Regions from separate parts of the Homo sapiens genome. Here region 1 is linked to region 2. Evidence: read pairs that join two places in POLR2A ChIA-PET (ENCODE). Cell type or tissue: PC-3. All regions are shown on one strand. Each heading gives the region's core, and the rest is flanking DNA. Links, peaks and the distances in the headings are about the cores only.

Region 1 (5,380 bases), core at 291-5,290, 100 kb before region 2:
ACAATCCAGCTGGTTGTGGTGAGAGGAACAATGTCAGCCAGCTGTTTTTCAAAAGAACTCAAATCTTACTTCGCTTCTAACATTTCCAACAAGAAATATTTCTTTCATTCATTTAGCCACATAACACTTGGCATTTCCAGACTGCTTGCCATGTGCTAAGCACGGTGCTGGGGGTAAGGGGATGAGCAACACTGGCAAGGCTCCTGCCTAACCTTACATTCAAAGGGAAGAGGAGATGCAGATCAAAAACAAAGAAATAATACTCCTGTTTGCAAGGAGGGTCTTAGCAGACGTAAGCAAGTTAAAATAAGCTCATACTCAATTACGGTGGTCCCTAATCCAGTGGCTGTCATAAGAGGGAAATTTGGACACAGACACACACAGAACGAAGATGGCCATGTGAAGACGGACGTGAAGACTGGAGTTATGTTGCCACAAGCCAAGAAATGCCAAGGACTGCCAGCAACTATCGGAAGGCAGAAGAAAGGATTCTCCCCTTATTGGGAGGCATCGCCCTACCAACACCTTGGCTTTGGACTTCTAGCCTCTAGAACTGTGAGAAAATAATACTGCTGCTGTAAGCCTTCAAAAGTTTTTGATAGGTTGTTACAGCAGCCCTAGGAAACTACAGAAGCAGATGGCACTGCAAGAAGCTGGGACTAGGCTGGGTGTGGCAGCTCACACCTGTAATCCCAACACTTTGGGAGGCTGAGGCGGGAGGATCATGAGGTCAGGAGTTCGAGACCAGCCTGGCCAACGTGGTGAAACCCAGTCTATACTAAAAATACAAAAATTAGCCAGGCGTGGTGGCAGGCGCCTGTAATCCCAGCTAATCGGGAGGCTGAGGTAGGAGAATAGCTTGAAACCAGAAGGTGGAGGTTACAGAGAGTCGAGATCATGCCATTGCACTCCAGCCTGGGTGACAAGAGCGAAACTCCATCTCAAAAAAAAAAAAAAAAAAAAAAGGCTGGGACTGCAGATGGGAGAAGCAACTGGAAGTGGAAGGACCCCCTACAGCTTCTCAATCCTTGCTTTAGTTACTTGCAACTGAAAACAGCCCAACTAAGAGGGCCACCAAATGACTGCTGCCAAGCACTCCTGGATGAAGGACTTTTTACCATGGGTGGCACCCCACCCAGTGTTTGTCTCTGTTAGCACTTCTTGGCCAGGCGTGGTAGCTCACGTGTGTAATCTCAGCATTTTGGGAGGCCGAGGCAGGTGGATCACCTGAGGTCAGGAGTTCGAGACCAGCCTGGCCAACATGGCGAAACCCCATCTCTACTAAAAATACAAAAATTAGCTAGGCATGGTGGTGGGCACCTGTAATCCAGCTACTTAGGAGGCTGAGGCAGGAGAGTTGCTTAAAACCAGGAGACAAAGGTTACAGTGAGCCAAGATCACGTCATTGCACTCCAGCCTAGGCAACAGAGTGAGACTGTCTCAAAAAAAAAAAAAAAAAGAAAGAAAGAAAGAAGCACTTTTTGAGTCTGGAACAAAAATCTCTCAATCACATTCGGTGGATAATAAATCTACCCATTAGACCTATGTCTAACTTCCAGGACCACAGAAAATAAACACAAGCCATCACCTTCCTCATGCCAGCTTTTTAAACTCTTTAACGGACAGCTATCATATTTTCTTGAAATTTCTTTTTCTCTTTTTTGAGACAGGGTCTTGCTCTGTTGCCCAGGCTGGAATGCAGTGGTGTGATCACAGCTCACGGCAACCTCCACCTCCTGGGCTCAAGCAATCGTCCCACCTCAGCCTCCCGAGTAACTGGGACTACATGTGTGCACCATCACGCCCCGCTAATTTTTTGTAGAGACGGGGTTTTGCTATGTCGCCCAGGCTGGTCTCGAACTCCTAGGCTCAAGGGATCCTCCCACCTTGGCTTCCCAAAGTATTATGATTACAGGCATGAGCCACTGCACCTGGCCTGAACAGAGAATAGATGTAACCTGTCTTAAGAGAGATTTTCTGTTTGTTTTTTCACTTATTTAGGAAATCATGAAAATCTGTTTATTCAACCCACCAAAGTATGGCTAATAATATCCAACTGTTTGTGATTATGAATAATGATGACTATGTGAGAAACATAATCAGGACTACTTAGCATAGAGGTACCCGGGCAAGAACTAACCGTTTAGGGAATGCCCAAGCCTTTCTGTTAGTTTGTGATAACAGCATATGGGCTGTTACACAGTGTTGCACTTATGCTTTAGTGGGGCCCCTCTGGCTCTACACTGAGAACAGACTCAAGTGAAGCAAGGGTGGGCATGAGATGACCAGTTAGGAGGCTGTTCCAGAAATCCAGGCAAGAGATGCTGGTGCCTTGGACCTGGGTAATAGCGGTGGAGGTGATGAGAAGAAACAGGTGGTGAGAATCTGGTCTGCTTCTAGTTTTCTGACAGGTCTAGAGCAGGGCCAAGCAAGCTCTAGTCCACAGGCCAAATCTGGGCTACTGCCTGTTTTTGTAAGTGAAGTTTTACTGGAACACAGTTACACTTGCTCATTTACATATGTTCTATGGCTGCTTTTGTGCTACAGAAGCAGAGATAAACAGTTCTAACCTCACAGCCTCCAAAGCCAAAAATATTTACTATCTGGCCCTTAACAGAAAGAGTTTGCCAATCCAGGTCTAGAAAACATGAATTGTCATTTATTGAGATGGAAACCTGGGAGAAGATAAAATGTGAGGCAACAGCAAAGCTTGATTTGGGGCATGCTAGCTGTGACATGCCTGTTAGACATCCAAGCAGAGATGTCAGGTAAAGCGCTGGATGTGTCAATCTGAGGTTCAAGGAGCAGGTCCACGTTGGAGATAAAAGCTTAGGAATCATCAAATGAGGGTAATTAAAGCCAGGACACTGGATGACAACAGTAAGAGAATAAAGCTGGATGGAAAGGACAAGAGGTTAAATATTGAGCCCTTGAATCCTAACATTTAGAAGTCAGGGAAATGAAAAGGAACCAGGCAAAGAGTGAAGAAGGAACAGATACAGAGAATGCATGAAAACCAGGAGAATGTGCTGTTCTGGAAGCCAAAAGAAAAACGTGTTTCCAGGAGAAGTGGGTGAAAGCCATGTCTAATGAGGCTGATGGGTCAGACCAGACAGTGACTCAGAGCAACCACAGAGCAACCACGGGAACCCTCGCCTGACTGCAGTTGATTCAGCAAAGAGTGCAAGGGCAGAAGGGGATGGAGAGGACAGGCAACTCATTCCGGAAGTTCTGCTGCAAAGGTTTTGGTGCAGAGATGTGGGGGAGAAGCTGGCAGGGGGAATTAGATCAAGAGAGTTCCTTTTGTTCATTCCCATGATGGGAAAAGTAATGGCATTATATAGGCTGTTAAAAAAAAAAAGGCCATATGAGATGGAAAATCTGATGAAGCAAGAGAGAGAAAGGAACTGCTGGAGTGAAGGCTGAGTAACTGAAGGGAGATGGGATCTAGGGTCCAAGCTTCAACAGCAGCAGGGACAATTTGTGCATAACAAGAACCAGGCGCACATACAGGTAGGCAGATGGATGTGATGACTGAGGCTGATGGAGGTTCCCTGCCTAGGTTCTGCCTGCATCTGTTTTCTCAATGAAATATGAGGCCAGAGTTAGGTGTGGTGGCACATGCCTATAGTCCCAGCTACATGAGAGACTGAAGCAGACGGATCATCTGAGCCTGGGAGTTTTAAGCTGTAGTGCACTAGGATCACGCCTATGAACAGCCACCATGCTCCAGCCTGGGCAACCCAGTGAGACCTCATCTCCAAAAAAAAAAAAAAAAAAAAAAAATAGAAAGAAAGAAATGGGAAGCCAGGCCACTAGCTGAGAGAGTGAGCATGGAGAATGAGGTACTGCACACTCGAGAAGGTATGAAACAGATCAGCAGAGTGAGTGAACTGGGAAGCATGGTGCAACAGCCTGCCAGTATCAAGGGTCTACCCGAGTTTGTGATCATGAATTTGATGTTGTTGTTGTTGTTGTTGTTGTTTTTGAGACAGAATCTCACGCCATCACCAGGTTGGAGTGCAGTAGCGCAATCTTGGCTCATTGCAACCTCCACCTCCCGGGTTTAAGCAATTCTCATGCCTCAGCCTCTCTTGTAGTTGGAATTACAGGCAGGTAGCACCACACCCGGCTTTTTGTATTTTTTTTGTGAGACGGGCTTTCACCATGTTGGCTAGGCTGATCTCAAACTCCTGACCTCAACTGATCCACCCACCTTGGCTTCCCAAAGTGCTGGGATTACAGGCATGAGCAACCACACCCAGCCATGTAATCATGAATTCGAAATGAGACAGACATTTCAAAAGTTTTCAATTAGTTCAAATGGTTCTGAGTTTTTCTATAGCCTTATTCCAGTGTAGGTGGGGAATGGGATTTAACCAAGATCCTGGTTTAAATAAGCAAGTAAGACAAAGTGAGAGAGGTTCTCTCCAGGACAGATTCCAGCATTCCAGGTATGGCCTGACCAGGGTGAGGCAAAGAGCACTGTTGTCAGTACTGTGTCCAAGGAAAATCACATTTGGAATCCTGAACCCATCAATCCTACCAGAAGACCATCAGAGCTTCTCAGAGACATACAGAGGAAACATTATAGGCAAGGATCTTCTTTATTACTAACAGATGTTTTGGTTGAACCACATTAGGTATAAACATTTATATATATCTATAGTCTACACTGATACCTAACGAGAAGTACAGCAACAAAAACTCTGCAAATACTTTTAATTGACACGATTCTAGATCAAGAAGACAGATGATTCAGAAGGCTATCAAATTATTAGATGATATTATGATCAATGCAGTTCTCTTAGCACCCCCTTTACGCAACTAGAATCCTAATTATAAAATAGTAATTATTATTATATGACAATAATACTATATTTGATAGAAAAGTTCACAGACAAAAGAGAGATATTTTCAAATACACAGTATGAGAAATATCATTTCCCAACAAAGACAGTCCTGGATATCAAGCATCAGCTCATTTATTATAAAGAAATAAACTTTTACTTTTTAATGAGATAGTTCTAAACATCCTATCAGGTAGTTTTATCCTCTGAAAAGTTAAAGAAAAAGTTCTGTGCCAATGCAGAATGAAGACGAGGAAATCTGCAATTAGAGGTGTTCATTTTGACCATTATTTTAATCTTGCATTTTCAGATTATTTTATCTTAAAACCATCAACCAAATTCATAAAATCAGCAGAACCAAATTCAGTCTTAATCATCTTGTCATCAGAGATAATACCTAAACCTGTTTGAAAAAAAAAAAGATGGAAGTTATGGAAAGAAAAGCAATTGGTTTAACAGATTGCAATAAAAAAAAAAGCGATAACACAACACATTGCAATGATATTTAAACTACTGCTTGGAGGATTTTA
Region 2 (5,325 bases), core at 1-5,000:
ACATGGTAAAAACATAAGCCGCTTAGCCATTTACACAGAACTGACAAAGTTGATTACACCATAAATACCTTAGCACCTTCAGAGTCTCTTTCCACTCCTTCTGAAGACTTTCCCATGTATCAACTTCCACCCATTTAGAATTCTTGGTAGCAAGTTCTGCCATGATGACCCGGTGATAGGCAGGAATGAGTCCTTTCTTCTTGTAGGCATCACCAACAGGAGAGATGATGCCTTTGACAACTGTGTACCTTCCTAGATAAAAAGTTAGGTTTCACACTAGGTATAACAAATTAGACTTTATGCACAGGAAATATTACGATCAATATTATTTGTTTTGTTTTGTTTTTTGAGACAGAGTCTTGCTCTGTTCCCCAGGCCGCACTGGAGTGATCTCGGCTCACTGCAACCTCCGCCTCCTGGGTTGAAGCAATTCTCCTGAGTCAGACTCCTGAGTAGCTGGGATTACGGGCGCATGCCACCATGCTGGTTAATTTTTGTATTTTTAGTAGAGATGGGGTTTTTACCATGTTAGCCAAGCTGGTCTCCAACTCCTGACCTCAAGTGATCTGCCTGCCTCAGCCTCCCAAAGTGCTGGGACTACAGGCATGAGTCACCACACCTGGCCAATATTGTTTTATAATCACAGATTCTCTTTCTTTAGGGATTCCAGCTTATTAGCTGATCAATTAACTGACTGAAATTATGGTAAAATATACCCAAGCGTACAGTTCTATGATATTAACTGCAAACATGCTGTTGTGCAACCATCGCTCCTATCTATCTCCAGAATTTTCTCATCTTCCCCAACTGACACTCTGTACTTCACCTCATTCCCCTATACAGTTAAATTTCTATTGATATTGCCAAATTACTTTGTAAAAAGCCTTAATTTGTATTGTCCACCTAGATGTATGCAAAAGCCCATTTCTCAATGTCATAGGCAAATAGTGAGCTTTAGCATCCATCCATCCATCTACCTATCAGCATATTATATGATCATTTATGTAACAAAAAAATCGAGGCCAGGTGTGGTGGCTCACACCTGTTATCCCAGTGTTTTGGGAGACCAAGGCAGGAGAATCACTTGAGCCCAGGAGCTCAACACCAACATGGGCAAAACAGTGGGACCCAGTTTCTACAAAAAATTAAAAAATTAGGCCAGGCGCGGTGGCTCACTCCTGTAATCCCAGCACTTTGGGAGTTCGAGGCGGGTGGATCACGAGGTCAGGAGATCAAGACCATCCTGGCTAACACGGTGAAACCCTGTCTCTACTAAAAATACAAAAAATTAGCCAGGCATGGTGGCGGGCACCTGTAATCCCAGCTACTCCGGAGGCTGAGGCAGGAGAATGGTGTGAGCCTGGGAGGCGGAGTTTGCAGTGAGCTGAGATCATGCCACTGCACTCCAGCCTGAGCGACAGAGCAAGACTCTGTCTCCAAAAAAAAAAAAAAATTAGCCAGATGTGGTGGCATGCCTGTAGTCACAGCTACTCAGGAGCCTGAGGCAGGCAGCTCACTTGAGTCCGGGAGGTAAAGGCTGCAGTGAGCTGTGATCATGCCACTGTACTCCAGCCTGCCCAGCCAGGGTGACAGAGTGAGAACCATTTCCACAAAAAAAAAAAAAAATCTGTGTATACACACAAATGTTTGCATATAAATTCATACAAAGAAGAGTGGAAGGATACACATGAAACTGTTATGGTTATGCTATGTTATGGTGGCTCATGCCTGTAATTCCAGCACTTTGGGAGGCCGACGTGGGAGGATCACTTGAGAACAGGAGTTCAAGAGCAGCCTGGTCAACATGGTGAAACCCCATTTCTACTAAAAATACAAAAATGGGCCGGGCATGGTGCTGTGTGCCTGTAATCCCAGTTACAGGGGAGGCTGAGGCAAAAGAATCGCTTGAATCCAGGAGGTGGAGGTTGCAGTGAGCCAAGACTGTGCCACTGCACTCCAGCCTGGGCGACAGAGCGAGACTCTGTAGAGTCAAGGTTTCGCCACATTGGCCAGGCTGATCTCAAACTCCTGACCTCAGGTAATCTGCCCCTTCTGCCTCTCGAAGTGCTGGGATTACAGGTATGTGCCACCACGCCCAGCCTATTCATGCATTTTTTTTTTTTTTTTTTTTTTTTTGAGATGGAGTCTCGCTCTGTCACCCAGGCTGGAGTGCAGTGGCGACATCTTGGCTCACTGCAAGCTCCGCCTCCCAGGTTCACGCCATCCTCCTGCCTCAGCCTCCCAAGTAGCTGGGACTACAGGCACCCGCCACCATGCCCGGCTAATTTTTTTGTATTTTTAGTAGAGATGGGGTTTCACCGTGTTAGCCAGGATGGTCTCAATCTCCTGACCTTGTGATCTGCCTGCCTTGGCCTCCCAAAGTGCTGGGATTCCAGGAGTAAGCCACCACGCCCAGCCTCATGCATTGTTTATGAAAACTTTTAGCTGGGTATGGTAGCTCATGCCTGTGATCCCAGCACTTTGGGAAGCCTGAGGTTGGGAGTTTGAGACCAGCCTGACCAACATGGAGAAACCCCGTCGCTACTAAAAATATAAAAAATTAGCCGGGCGTGGTGGCACATTCCTGTAATCCCAGCTACTCAGGAGGGTGAGGCAGGAGAATTGCTTGAACCCAGGAGGTGGAGGTTGCAGTGAGCCGAGATCGCGCCACTGCACTCCAGCCTGGGCAACAAGAGTGAAGTCCATCTCAAAAAAAAGAAAGAAAGAAAGAAAAAAGAAAACTTTTAAAAAGCTGTGCCTGATCCTAGAGGTTTTATGTATGCTAAAGTACAAGCTTTCGCTTTTTGCCTTAAGTAATGGGAAACTCCTAAAGAAGATTAAGCACAGGCATGACAGAATCAAATTCCTTTTTTTGGGGAGGGGTGGTCAGGGTCTTGCTCTGATGTCCAGGCTGGTGGGCAAAGGTGCAATCATGGCTCACGGTAGCCTAGACCTCCCGGGCTCAAGCAATCCTCCTACTTCAGTCTCCTGAGTAGCTGGGACCACAGGCACATGCCACCATACCTGGCTAATGTTTACAATTTTTTTTGTAGAGATGAGGTCTCTCTCTGTTTCCCAGGTTGGTCTCAAACTCCTGGCCTCAAGTGATCCTCCCACCTCGGCCTCCCAAAGCACTGGGATTACAGGTGTGAGCCACTGTACCTGGCTGTATTTTCTATTCTACAGGCCATAGCCAGATGCTCAATTCTTCCCTCATACTTCACCCTCTTTTTTGGCTAAGAATTCACTGTACAAGGGAGCAGGACAGCATGTTTGTGCCCAGTCAATGAAATGTGTATTCTGAAACAGACCCAGTCATGCCGGTTCTCTAGTATTTTTTTTTTTTTTTGAGATGGTGTCTTGCTCTGTCTCCAGGCTGGAGTGCAGTGCAGCAATCTCAGCTCACTGCAACCTCCGCCTCCCGGGTTCAAGCGATTCTACTGCCTCAGCCTCCCGAGTAGCTAGGACTACAGGCACAGTGAATTTTCGTATTTTTTAGTAGAGACAGGGTTTTACCATGTTGGCTAGGATGGTCTCGATCTCTTGACCTTGTGATCTGCCCGTCTCAGCCTCCCAAAATGCTGGGATTGCAGGTGTGAGCCACTGCACCCGGCTGGTTCTCTAGTCTTAAGCCACTTTTGGTTACTGCTCCTACCTGTTCCATTCATGTAGTCCTTGGCCAGCTCAAACAACCTGAGGTGCATGTTGGTGATGGGATTGAATGAACCACAAGCAAGGAGAACCACTTCAGTCTTCTCGGAATTTTCCATGGTAAGAACTTGAAGTTGTTGATCTAAATGGAAAACTGTGACACCTCCCTTGTTGTCTACAAAGGAAAAAGAAAATAAATTCAGTTATGCATTTTTTTTTCCCTAAGATAAGGTCTTGCTCTGCCACCCTGGCTAGAGTGTAGTGATGCAACCACAGCTGACTGCACCCTCAAACTTCTGGGCTCAAGTGATGCTCCCACCTCAGCCTCTCAAGTAGCTGGGAACACAGGCACATACCAATAGGCTGGCTAATTATTTTAAAGACTAATTTTTGTAGAGATGGGGGTCTTGCTATGTTGCCCAGGCTGCTCTCAGACTACTGGTCTCAAGCAACCCTTCCACCTCAGTCTCTCAAAGTGCTGGGATTACAAGCATGAGTCACCACGCCCAGCCCAGTTATAGGTCTTTTGATGTCCTTCCACATTCTCATTCCCAATAGATGGATTAAAAGTATTTGGCTTTGGCTGGGCGTGGTGGCTCACACATGTAATCCCAGCACTTTGGGAGGCTGGGGCGGGTGGATCATGAGGTCAAGAGATCAAGACCATCCTGGCCAACATGGTAAAACCTCGTCTTTACAAAAAATACAAAAATTAGCTGGGTGTGGTGACAGGCACCTGTAATCCCAGCTACTTGGGAGGCTGAGGCAGGAGAATCACTTGAACCCAGGAGGCGGAGGTTGCAGTGAGCCGAGACTGTGCCACTGCACTCCAGCCTGGCGACAGAGAGAGACTCCATCTCAAAAAGAAAAAAAAAATTGGCTTCAATCATTATGCTAACTCTAAAAATGTTTCCACATCTCCATCCCTCCTTTTCAATGTGAATCTGCAACTTCTACCATGAAGAGATGGAAGTGACTTCTCCACATTTTTTGACTTGCTTTGGGCAAAAGAATGTGGCACAAGTGTTAGTGTGGAGGATGCCAGAACATGTGGGAGAGCACCGATGCTCCCACTGATAGACAACCACCCCACATGTGGGGAACATAGCCATCCCCGACCAGCCAACTACAGTCCATCTGCTCAGACACATAAGCAAACCCAAGTGAGATCAACCAAACCTGGCTCAGATCGTCAAGCCAACAAGCTGACCCTAGTCTCAAAAACAAAAAATTAGTGTTCATTATCATATGTCACTCAAGTTTTGTGATTGCACTATTGTGGCCACAGTTAATTAATACAACAATATTATCATCTACCAAATACAGCATTTTTGCCTTTTAGTCAACATGATAGTAACATCATAACTTTCCACTAAATAATAGAATATAATTTACAAACCTCTTTTTCATATCAGTTATTCCACTGATCCTTCCATAACCCTAATGAAGTAACATAAGGCATCCAATTTTAGGTTTTTATTAAAATTTCTTTTTTTTTTTTTTGAGACGGGAGTCTCACTCTGTTGCCCAGGCTGGAGTGCATTGGCGCGATCTCAGCTCACTGCAAGCTCCGCCTCCCAGGTTCACACCATTCTTCTGCCTCAGCCTCCCGAGTAGCTGGGATTACAGGTGCCTGCCACCACACCTGCCTAATTTTTTGTATTTTTAGTAGAG

What was found. ChIA-PET counts read pairs that join two places held together with the same protein. Peaks named below come from ENCODE experiments on the same cell type or tissue, not always from the same donor. Only the 100,000 strongest peaks of a DNase experiment are listed, where the experiment ranks them.
Region 1: POLR2A ChIA-PET joins it to region 2 with 10 read pairs; 2 of 35 experiments call an interaction of 5 or more read pairs at or near these places.

What each region holds. Positions count from the first base shown.
Region 1 is chr1:10,072,327-10,077,706 of GRCh38, reverse strand. The region is part of intron 2 of UBE4B (ubiquitination factor E4B); the gene reads right to left. Among named protein-coding and RNA genes, the nearest start is that of UBE4B, 42 kb to the right of the region's middle. In PC-3, for the core only: no CTCF peak of the experiment used is centred there; a DNase peak (open chromatin) is centred at 3,146; H3K27ac peaks cover 1,299 bases.
Region 2 is chr1:9,970,519-9,975,843 of GRCh38, reverse strand. It overlaps NMNAT1 (nicotinamide nucleotide adenylyltransferase 1), which reads right to left. Exons shown (of 5, transcript NM_022787.4): 2 at 3,656-3,826; 3 at 69-252. The coding sequence starts at 3,770. Among named protein-coding and RNA genes, the nearest start is that of MIR5697, 5.8 kb to the right of the region's middle. In PC-3, for the core only: no CTCF peak of the experiment used is centred there; no DNase peak of the experiment used is centred there.